Linked DNA regions of Homo sapiens: region 1 is linked to region 2. The links are chromatin contacts, found by Hi-C or POLR2A ChIA-PET in ENCODE. All regions are on one chromosome and are shown on one strand. Each heading gives the region's core, a stretch centred on a gene start or an enhancer-like site at or near the end of the contact. The rest is flanking DNA. Distances are from core to core; before and after follow the strand shown.

Evidence for each region. Hi-C counts contacts between places; a loop is a spot of excess contacts on that map. ChIA-PET counts read pairs that join two places held with the same protein, here RNA polymerase II (POLR2A). Pooled maps may share reads with other maps.
Region 1: a loop to region 2 is called in a pooled map, with 3 times the contacts of the local background. The contact joins the enhancer-like site here to the promoter of PATL1-DT in region 2. A Hi-C loop is called at or near these places in 1 of 50 pooled maps. POLR2A ChIA-PET finds 5 or more read pairs at or near these places in 3 of 52 experiments (OCI-LY7, activated B cell and activated CD4-positive, alpha-beta T cell).

The regions. Positions count from the first base shown.
Region 1 is chr11:60,478,974-60,484,624 of GRCh38, reverse strand. No RefSeq gene overlaps it. Among named protein-coding and RNA genes, the nearest start is that of MS4A12, 11 kb to the left of the region's middle. Within about 2 kb of position 2,089, at least 3 of the 41 ENCODE cell types and tissues checked have a DNase peak (open chromatin) inside an H3K27ac peak, as active enhancers do; they include OCI-LY7, where a contact is called at or near this core.
Region 2 is chr11:59,667,951-59,673,799 of GRCh38, reverse strand. It overlaps PATL1-DT (PATL1 divergent transcript), which reads right to left and starts at 4,490. Exons shown (of 4, transcript NR_187296.1): 1 at 4,258-4,490; 2 at 113-224. It overlaps PATL1 (PAT1 homolog 1, processing body mRNA decay factor), which reads left to right and starts at 4,763. Exons shown (of 19, transcript NM_152716.3): 1 at 4,763-4,919. The coding sequence starts at 4,905. RefSeq lists enhancers at 4,214-4,503, 4,430-4,724 and a silencer at 4,684-5,033.

The DNA.
Region 1 (5,651 bases), core at 840-3,339, 810 kb before region 2:
AACTATATACCCATTCAACGGACTACTCAAAAACAAAAAGTAATAAACTATTGATACAGGAACTGAAGGATCTCAAGGGCGTTGTGTTAAGTGAAAAAAAGCCGACCTGAAAAGATTACATTCTCTATGATTCCATCTATAGAATATTCTTAAGATGACAGAGTATATGATGATGAACAGACCAGTGGTTGCCAGGGACTAGGGATGGGGTAGGACTGTAAAGGGGTGACACAAGGGAGTTTCTTTTTGGTGATGGAAATGATCTATACTCTCAAGTGTTTGGCGGATGGTGGAACTGTTCTAAAATCCAATTATGGTAGTGGTTACAAAAATCTCTACATTTGATGAATAAACTGTATATACACACACAAAGCATAGTGAGTGCATTTAAAAACTAGTGACATTCAAATAAGCTCTGAGGTTCAGTTAGTGGTGTTATACAAATGTCAGTTTCCTGGTTTAGGCAGTTATACTATGATTATATACAATGTGCACACGAGGGAAGCTGGCAGAAGTGTACCTAGGAGCTCCTTGTAGTATTTCAGCAACTTGCATGTAAATGTAACATTATTTCAAAATCAAAAGTAAAAAAAAATCAACAATAACAAGCCTATGTTGAAGTTGCCAAGGTAGTAAGGATTAAAGATAGGTCTAAAAAGACAAACGGGGAAGGTAAAACCCATGGAGGTTAAGAATATGATAGGATCTAATACAGAACAGATGCCTGTTCTCTCTCTTCCTGTTTGTGATCTCGGGCAAATTAGTTAACCTCTCTGTGCTTTAGTCAACTTGTCTTTGAATTTGAGAAATAACAGTATCTATGCCAAAGGGTTATTATGAAGCTGAAGTGAGATATGTGTACGGAATACTTTTATTAATGTTTGATACGTAGGGAGGACTCCAAAACATGTCATTGTTTTGTTGCAATATGGAGAAAGAATCATCAAGACTTAGGTTAAAGTAAATGTGGGGACCAGAGGCAAGTGAAGGATCCTGGAGGAGAGGACAGAATCGTCACAGGTACACTTGGTGCAGGTAGCTGTTTGGAGAAGGAGAGTTGCCTTTTGTGTGGAATACAGAAATGGGGCTCACCTGTTGGCTTTTGGGGACAAGGTATTAGCAAAATATAGAAAAGAGAATTAACTAAAAATAGTGAATTGCACTACCTCCTCCTTCTCAAAACATCCGAGCCAACAGGATAAAAGCTGAAGTGCTTAGAGCTGATTTCTGGAATACTGCCAAATGAAAAATTGTATATATTTATGGTGTACAACATGCTGTTTTGATATATGTACACCTTGTGGAATGATTAAATCCAGCTAATTAACACATCCATCACCACACATACTTATCATTTGAAGGAAAGTAAAGTTGTGTAGAAGATAAGGCACATATTTACTTTTGTTCTAACTTGAGTGCTTTACAGAGGTAGTGCTGCTAATGGAAATTGTGTTGATGATTTCACTAAGTTCTTAAAGAACAAAGTCTAACATAGTTATTCAAAGAAAATTGAATGAGCAGGGACTGGGGATGCTGAGGTGAGTAAAAAATGGTTATTACCTTCAAGAAGCTTATATCCTAATGACAAGAGTCAGACCCAGTGAAATACACAGTTATTATGAAATCCACTCAGGCCATGAGAGAAGAATTTACAGTGGTTGGTGAGGAAAGGCTTTGCAGAAGAGGTCATCCTTGAACCTGCCTTTGAGCAAGTCTTTCTCTGAGTTGGGAGGGTCTGTGGGGTCTCTGGGGCTAAGAAGCAATCTTTGGTTTAAAAGTAGCAGCATGATAATTTAATTTTGTCCAATACGGGGGCTAATTGTGTTCTTGTCATACTCACTCATAGACTCTTCCTCAGATCTGGAAATTCCCATGCATTGGAAAGGGTGAGAGTCCTGGTCCCTTATTTAATGGTCACCTTTTATAGTATCCCCTGGAGTTGAGAGGATAGGGTGAAGAAATGGAGTTCCTCCATCCTCATATTAGGGAACAGAGGGGAGGGTGTTTGGGGAACGCAGGACTGGCCAGCCCTGATCTCTATCATCAGATGCACACCCTGTTCACTTCCTCTTCCTGTCATGAGTTTCTGCTTTCTGGAGTAAAACGTGAAGGAGGTACAGTCTGGGCCTAGCCTCTTGGGGGCCAAGTTTGCTCCTCCCTGATCCTTCTATGATTTTACTGGATACCTCCAAACACACCTTAGCTTTTGCATTATTAATGAAAGGTCCTGTTGGTGGGTACTGTCATAAAATGTTTTTGTTTTTCAGAAAAGCAAAGTGAAAGATCTGTAAAAAACGATGTTTGCCAAGTGTTGGAAGGTAGAATATTTCAGAATGAAGCACCATCATCTAAGTGTGAAGAACGTAGAGCTAAACAAAGATGCTGCCTCTTAGAGATGTTCTATTCCAGGCCTCTGCTTTCCATCTGAGAGTGAATATTCAAATCTAAACTATTTTATTAATATTATTCTTTAAATATCTCTGCCAGAATTTCCATCAAAAGTCAGTCATATATCTGAGTAGTTCATTGAATCTATCACATAATTGTTGTTAAGATGTGCCATTATTTTATGCAACACCAAGAAAGAAAATTCAGCCACTTAACCTATGATACTGTAAGATCTCAAAGATGTTAAACAGTGGAAAAAAGTAAAGAGTTAATGTAATATGTTATGTCTTTAGATGGAAGATAGAGAGATTTTCCTTTTTAGTCCTAAGACAGTAGGAGAAATAATGAATATTTTATAATTAGGCTGAAGTTTGAATTCCAGTTCCTCTATTGTGTGACCTTGGGAAGTGATGTTTCTTTAAACTCTATTTCTTCCTCTGTAAAATAGGATTATACCCACCTTCGTTGGGTTGAGGTGAGGAATAAATGATTTACTGGATGTAATGCTTCTACCCTAATCCCTGTCCCATGGTGTACATTTAAAAGAAAATTAGTTTTCCTTCTCCTTATTTTAAACCAATGTAATTCTCTTAATAATTTAAGTCAAGTTCCTCCTGTTTCAGTCCTCTAAAGCATAGGCATAGTTCTAAATTAAGATGCCTCATAAGGAGGAGTCTTAGTTATAGTAGAGCATTGCTCTTTCTCACCATCTCTGTCTCCTTACTTTGTCCTCCTTTATTTCTTGCTGGTTAAAATGTAGACTTCAATGATTAATTCCCTGTATTGCTTTGCACATAGACACACACATTCCTTGCTTATCGAATAGTCATACATGAACAACAAAAGGAGCAACTCTCATTTTCGCCTATTATGCAAAGTGCCTTCTTCCTAGATAATGCTATAGAATGTTGTTAAATATTGCCTCTCCAATTTCTCTAAGATTTTAGTCATACCCTCTTTAATTCATTGGATCTCTTCTGTCACCAACTGCCTTGTTTATTAAATTATCTCCTCAAAAGGATTCTTTTAATTCATTTCTTCAGTTTGAAACTTTTGTGCATCAAAGGATACTATAAATAAAATGCAAATACAATCCACAGAAGGGGAGAAATATTTGCAAATCATATATCTGATAAGGGTTTAGTATTTAGAATACAGAAAGAAAGCTTACACCTCAACAATCAGAAGATAATCCAATTAAAATTTGGCAAAGGATTTGCATATATATTTCTCCAAAGAAAATACACATATGGCCAATCAGTATGTGCATGACAGGCATCTGAAAAGATATTCAATATCATTAGACTCTAGCGAAATGCAGATCACCACAATGAGATACTGCTTCACATTCACAAAGACGGCTATCATCAAAAAGAAAGTAACAAGTGTTGGTGAGGATTTAGAGAATTACAGCCCTCATAATTTGCTGGTGGGGACGTAAAATGGTGTGGTTGCTTTGAAAAGTTGTTTTGCAATTCCTCAAAAAGCTAAATATAAAGTTACCATATGACCTAGCAAGTCGACTACTAGGTATATACCCAAGAGAACTGAAAATATATGCTCGCACAGAAACTTATATACAAATGTTCATAGCCATAATAACCAAACAGTGGGAACAACTCAAATGTCTATTAACTGATGAATGGATACAGAAAATGTGGTATATGCATACACTGAAACATTATTCATTCATCAGAAAGAATGAAGTACATGCCACGAAATGGATGAACCTTGAAAACATCATGTTAAGTGCAAAAATCCAGATAGAAAAGGCCATATATGTGCGTTACTCCATTCATATGAAATGTCCAGAATAGACAAATTCATAGAAATGGAAAGTAGATTAGTGGTTGCCAGAGACTGGGGGAAGGAGAAAACGGGGAGTGACTGCTAATGAGTCTAGGTTTCATTTAGGGGTGGTGAAAATATTCTAGAATTATATAGTGGTGATGGTTGTACAACTTCCTAATATATTTAAAAACAAAGGGGTAATTTTTCAAATTTTATGAATACCTAATAGTTGTACATGTTTATGGCATATATGTGATATTTTAGTACAAGCATACAATGTGTAATGATTAAATCTGGGTAATTAGGATATCCATCATCTTAAATATTTATAATTTCTTTATTTTGGGAATGTTCCAAATCTACTCTTCCAGCTATTTTGTAATATACAGTAAATTATTAGCTCTAGTCACCCTATTGAACACTAGCACTTATTTCTTCTATATAACTATATTTTTGTACCCACTGACCAGCTCCTCTTTATCCCTCCCTCCTCACTACCCTTCCCAGGCTCTGTTAACCACCATTCTATTCACTATCTCCATGAGATCATTTTTTTAGCACCCTCATATTGGTGAGAACATGTGACATTTGTCTTTCTATGTATGGCTTATTCCGTTTACCATAATGTCCTCCAGTTCCATCCATATTGTAGCAAATGGCATGATTTCATTAATTTTTATGGTGGAATAATATTCCTATATATATTATATATATCCCATTTTCTTTATCCATCCATCTGTTCATGGACACTTGAGTTGATACTATATCTTGGTTACTGTGAATAGTGCTGCAATAAACATGACAGTGCAGGTCTCTTTTCAATACTCTGATTTCCTTTCTTTTGGATATATACCTAGCAGTCAGATTGCTGGATTAAAGCTTTTGACAACAAAGAAAATAATCAATAAAATAAAATAAAATAAAGAGACCTACAGCATGGGAGAAAGTATTTGCAAACCATTCAACTGACAGAGGATTAATTAACAGAAATGTATACGGAACTCAAACAACTCAATACAAAAAAAATCTGATTTAAAATGGGCAAAATAGACATTTCTCAAAAGAAGGCATACAAATGGCAACAGGTATATGAAAAAATGTTCAACATCACTAGTCATGAGAGAAATGCAAATCAAAACTGCAATGAGATATCATCTCACCCCAGTTAAAATAGCTGTTATCAAAGAAAGAAACTAAATGCTGGAGGGGATGTGGAGAGCAGGAAACACTTGCTCACTGTTGGTGGGAATGTAAATGGGTACAGCCACCATGGAAAACAGTATGGGAGCTTCTTCAAAAACCTCCTTAAAAAATTAAAAGAGTAAATTTTATGGTGTGTGAAACAAATCTCAATACAAATAATTTTACAAGATAACCAGTGATATAAGTCAGCCCAGAAGAGCTAAATAATGGTATAATGTCCTGGTGCATAGGAGAAAATAATTGCTCAATAATATAGCACAGGTGGGAGC
Region 2 (5,849 bases), core at 3,241-5,740:
AATCTTCTTAAAGGTGACCCAGAACTGGCAGAGCATCTCCACTTCCATATTCCATTAGTCAAAGCAGTCATAGCTCAGTCCAGATTCAAGGAAAAGGGAACATAGATCTTACCTCCTAATGGGAGAAGTAGCAGGGTGTGCTGGTTTGCGCCTGTAATCCCAGCTATGCAGGAGGCTGAGGCCAGGAGTTTGAGACCAGCCTGGGCAACATAGTGAGACCCTGTCTTTATAAAAATAAAAAATAAATAAGCTGGGTATAGTGGTGTGTGCCTGTAGCCCCAGCTATTCAGAAGGATGAGGCAGGAAAATCACTCGAACCCAGGGGTTTGAGGCTGCTGTGAACTATAATCACACCATTGCACTACAGCCTGGGCAACAGAGTGAGACCCCATCTCTGAAAAGTAAATAATAAAAACTAATCAGTTAATTATTAAATGGGAGAACTGTCAAAGAATTTGTGGCCATGTTTAGTCCATCACAAATTTTGCCTTGTAACAGTTATTTTTATTATATGGGTAATTCTTTTCCCCTAAGATTTGTTGCACTAAGGGGTCCCATTACTTTCTGGGAGGTTTGTCATAACTTTTTTCACTACATGAGAAATGACCCTGGGTGCAGCACCCTACTCTTTTCTCCCTCTATAACCCTGCAAGTACTAATGGACAATGTGGGGTTTCAAAGTGTAGTCACAGAACTAGTAGCGTCGGAATAATCTGGCAACTTGTTACAAATGCAAATTCTCAGGCCTGACTTCCCTCCTACTGAATGTGAAACTCTGGGGATGGGGCCCAGTAGTCTATGTTTCAACAAGCCATCTTGGCAATTCTAAATGCATGTTAAAGTTTGGAATCAGTGTTTTAGAGATGTAAGTTACTTGATGAAAATATCTGAAACCAGTCTCACAAGAAAGTAAATTGTACGTCATGTTTTTTTACATTTAGAAAAGAAACAGGCCAGGTGTGGTGGCTCACGCCTGTAAGCCCAGCACTTTGGGAGGCTGAGACAAGAGGATCGCATGAGACCAGGAGGTCGAAGCTCAGTGAGCTGTGATCATGCAACCGCACTCTAGCCCAAGTAACTTGTCAGGTTTAAAAAAAAAAAAAAAAAAAAGTAAAAAAGAAACATGTATACTCTGTAAATACTATAATGGCTTACAGAGCCTCCAGAAAGCATAGATAATGCCAAAGAAAGCTGGTGTGGTGGCTTTCTCTAATTGATGGCCTTCCTCAGCTGTCAATAACCTTTCCCATGTACTTGGCATGCAGGAGACACCTCCCTTCTCCCACCCACTCAAGGGACAGTTCCCAGAAACATCATACTTTATGTCTAAAGAATCACTTGTGAAAAGAACTTGTACCTTTTCCATCTTAATAATGGGCCTATTAGCAGCTCAAAAAAAACTATATATATATATATATATATATATATATATACAAAAAAAACCATATATATATATATATATATATATATATATATATATATATATATAGTTTTTTTTGAGATGGAGTCTCCCTCTGTTGCCCAGGCTGGAGTGCAGTGGTGTGATCTCAGCTCACCACAACCTCCACCTCCCAGGTTCAAGCAATTCTCCTGCCTCAGCCTCCCGAGTAGCTGGGACTACAGGTGGGTGCCACCATGCCTGGCTAATTTTTGTACTTTTAGTAGAGACGGGGTTCCACCGTGTTAACCAGGATGGTCTCGATCTCCTGACCTCGTGATCCGCCCGCCTCGGCCTCCCAAAGTGCTAGGATTACAGGCGTGAACCACCAGCACCCGCCTAAAAATACATTATTCTTTTAAAGGGACTTTCAATCTCCCTCACAGACAGGTGTTGTATAAGAGGAAATGGGAAATTTTGTTGATCCTGTCTATGACACTTTGTTTTCTGCTCCTTTAATTCCTGCTCTACAGCATTTCTTTCCTTGTACTTTCTTTGGGTTTATTTTATAGCTAATTTATATTCAGGCTTCCCTATTTTCGTCCTCAGTCTCCCGAGTAGCTGCTGGGACTACAGGCACAGGTGCACACCACCACGACCAGAAATAATGCAGAGCAGCTAATAAAACAACTAACCCAGCTAATTTTTGTGCTTTTTGTAGAGTCGCGGTTTCGCCATGTTGCGTAGGCTGGTCTCCAACTCCTGAGCTCATGCAATCCACCCACCACATCAGTTGTAACTATTTTCTGCTTTCCATTATTTAGTCATTGAATTGGAGGGGTTTTTTGGTTTTTGTTGTTGTTGTTGTTGTTGTTGTTGTTGTTTTTTGAGACAGAGTCTCGCTCTGTCACCCAGGCTAGAGTGCAGTGGCGCGAACTCGGCTCACCTCAAGCTCTGCCTCCTGGGTTCACCCCATTCTCCTGCCTCAGCCTCCCGAGTAGCTGGGACTACAGGCGCCCGCCACCACGCCCGGCTAATTTTTTTGTATTTTTAGTATTTTTAGTAGAGACAGGGTTTCGCCATGTTAGCCAGGATGGTCTCCATCTCCTGACCTCGTGATCTGCCCGCCTCGGGCTCCCAAAGTGCTGGGATTACAGGCGTGAGGCACCGCGCCAGGACTTTTTTTTTTCTTTTTTAATTTCTGAAAACTTAAGACTTTTTTCCTAATCTGTTTTTACTATTGATATCTTACATAATGATCAGAAAACATGATCTGCAAGATCAGGGATCAGCAAACTCTGTAAAGCGCCAAATAGTAAATATGTTACACTTTACAGGCCACACTGTATCCATTGTAACCACTCAACTCTGACTTTATAACATTAAAGCAATCAAAGACAATATGTAAATAAATAAGGTTGGCTGTATTCCAATAAAGCTTGCTTTACAAAAACGGGTGGCTGGCCAGATTGGACTGTGGGCCATAGTCTGCTAACCCTTGATCTACATGGCACCAATTCTTTGGTAATTATTAAGATGTACTGCTACTTAGTTTTTTTTGTTTGTTTGTTTGTTTTTTGTGAGACGTAGTCTTTGCTCTGTCACCCAGGCTAGAGTGCAGTGGTGCGATCTCGGCTCACTGCAAGCTCCGCCTCCCGGGTTCACGCAATTCTCCTGCCTCAGCCCCTCGAGTAGCTGGGACTACAGGCGCCCGCCACCACGCCCGGCTAATTTTTTGTATTTTTAGTAGAGACGGGGTGTCACTCTGTTAGCCAGGATGGTCTAGATCTCCTTGACCTTGTGATCCGCCCACCTCGGCCTCCCAAAGTGCTGGGATTACAGGCGTGAGCCACCGCGCCTGGCCTGTTACTTAGTATTTGATGTTTTATAATGTTCCATGCATGCTTGAAAACCAATAAATCATCTTGTCCCGACGCTCCACTTCTTTAAAGTTCAGGCCTGGCCCATGTCAACATTTGCTTTTGTTATTCTGGCACAGTGATTAAGACACTCGGTTTTTAATAATCAGACAAATCTCAGCTGCTAGCTTTACCACTTGCCATTGGGTGGTTGGAGGCAAACAATGTCGCTAATCCTCAGGTTCCTCAACTGTAAACTGAGAAAATAACAGTACCTACCTCATGGGGGGCACATAAGGAAGGATTCAATGAGATAATCCATTTTATAAAGCGCCTAGCAGAGTCCCAGGCAGCCTTCAATCGTTAGTAGTGTTACCATCATGAGGCAGGTGTAATTATACCCATTTTACAAGAAACTAAGGCTCAGAGAGGTTTAGGTAAGTTGCCCAAAGTTTCCTAGCCAGTGGCAAAGCACAAGCTCCCACCCAGAACTTTTCTTCACAAATTCAGCGTTTCCGATACTCAAACTGATCCAGACACACTAACATTTAGGGGATTTACTGTATGCCATTCCGAGACGAGGCTGCATTTTAAGACGCCCAGGGAAGAAACGGATTGCGAAACCCAAAAGAATTCATTCTTTGTGCTGCAAGTTTTGTCTGAAAGGAAAGGGGCAAGAAGGGCATGGAGCGTGCTAGAGGTAACAAACCACCCAACAGAATTCTGGAACCAGGGGGCCGAAGCTTCTAAGCTGGACACATTCCTCTGTGGGTTCGATCCTCTAAGGAAGTGGAGTCACCCAGCGGCGCACCACGGCCCGAAGACCCTGCTGCTGCGTGGCCAGCGGCCCACGGCCGTGCGGCCCTTCGAGGCTCTGCAGCTCCTCGCGCCTAATGAGCCTGGCGCTTAAAAATACCACCCTAGTTAAACCTCCCGGAACCTGTCTTCAGCATTTCAAAAAAAAAAAAAAAAAAAACGGGCGCCGTCATCACTTTGAGCCACATAAATCACAGCCCTGACCTGCTGTGGATTCAGCAGGCGACGAGCCGCTGAAAGTGGCGACGAAGTCCGCCCCTTTCGAAGACCAGCAACTTTCCATTCTTTTTTCCCTGCGCAAGGCGCAGATTGCAACGGGGAGACCCCCGAGCAGCCTGAGGAGTGAGTCGGACGTTGGAAAAACTGCCCGGGAATCTCATCTTTCCCAGCCCAGGCTAAGCGCAGGATTCTTCAAAGCTATATCCTGTGACAATCACAAGGGTTTTCTCCGCCCCACGGGTGACGGAGAACTCGTGACCGGCCCCTGAGCTCCAAGCCGAGCGCCTAGAGGGCGCGGAGAAAGAGGGGGCGGAGCTACAAGCCCAGATCACCAGGCAGCCGAAGACGGGCAGCGCGTGCGCAGTCTCTCGCCACGGGACCTCCTTCCCGCCGCTGAGACTAGGAAGCGGGACGCCAAATCTGTCCCTGCGCAGCCGCCGCCGCCGGGCGCCGAGCGGGGTGGCCGCCCTGCCTGAGGCGCGCCTGCGCACGTCCCCACGCACGCTCCGGCGTACGGCGGCGGCCAGGGGTCGCGAGCCGGTGGAGGACCCGCGCGCGGAGGAGCCGGGGAGTCAGCGCTTCTTCCCTCCCTCCCCCTCTCCCCTCCCCGCTCCCTGCCCCCCTCCCCAAGAATGTTCCGCTACGAGGTGAGCTGTTGCGACCGGAAGTGACCCCTCCCTCCCTCCCGCGCCCCTCTCCCTCACTCTCTCTCCGCGCGCCGGTCCTGTGTTCCTGCGGGGCAGGGGGCGGGCTGGGGGAGTCGCAGGACTTAGCTGGACGCGACTGGTCTGGGGTCGCGGGTCTAATCCTAGGGCTGGGAGCTGGCTTCATGGGTCGAGACAGTCCCATTAGTTGCCGCTGGGGAAAGTTGGCCTCCGTTTTGGGGTGGGGAGGGCCCGTTAAGTGCTGTAACCAGACCACACCCCCGCCCCCACCCCTAGAGGAGCCACGGAGGGTAGAGCACTGCATCTCCCCGGGTGCTTTTCTTAAGTAGGTGTCACCCGGGAATTCCCAGAGCCGCGTTTCCCGCCCTGGACCCGGAACCACCCCCCACCCACCTCCACTCGAATTACACTGACACACATCCCATTCACACAGGCTACCTTCAGGTGAAGGGGGCCTGGGCTTGCCGTTGGATTAGGGCCCCAGCCCGTTTACTAAAGAGGGCTCCGAGTTGGGAGGGGGGCGTGTCCTGCAGAAGTTCCTTCTGGGCTAGTGCTGGGAGACGCGGGTTTGGAGAAGGTGCCGGGAATGTAGCAATAGCAGCAGACAGTACTGACCCTGTCACCAACTCACTGTGTGACCTTGAGTGACTCCTAATCTCTGGACGTAAACTTTCTGAATTTGTAGCATGAAAGAACTGATGTAAATGATCCTTAAGAATTTTTAATTTAAAAAAGCAGCGATTTGGTAAAGTAGATATTTGTGATTTGGAAGGGAGTACTGCTGGAAGTTGCCTCTGATAAGGAGGCAGTGGCATGCCTATTGGCATGAGTTTGGAAGGGCTCTGGGGTAAGAAGAACGCCCTTTGACCTAATCTTTCCATTGTAAACAGGGTAGCTAAGAGGTAGCCAGGC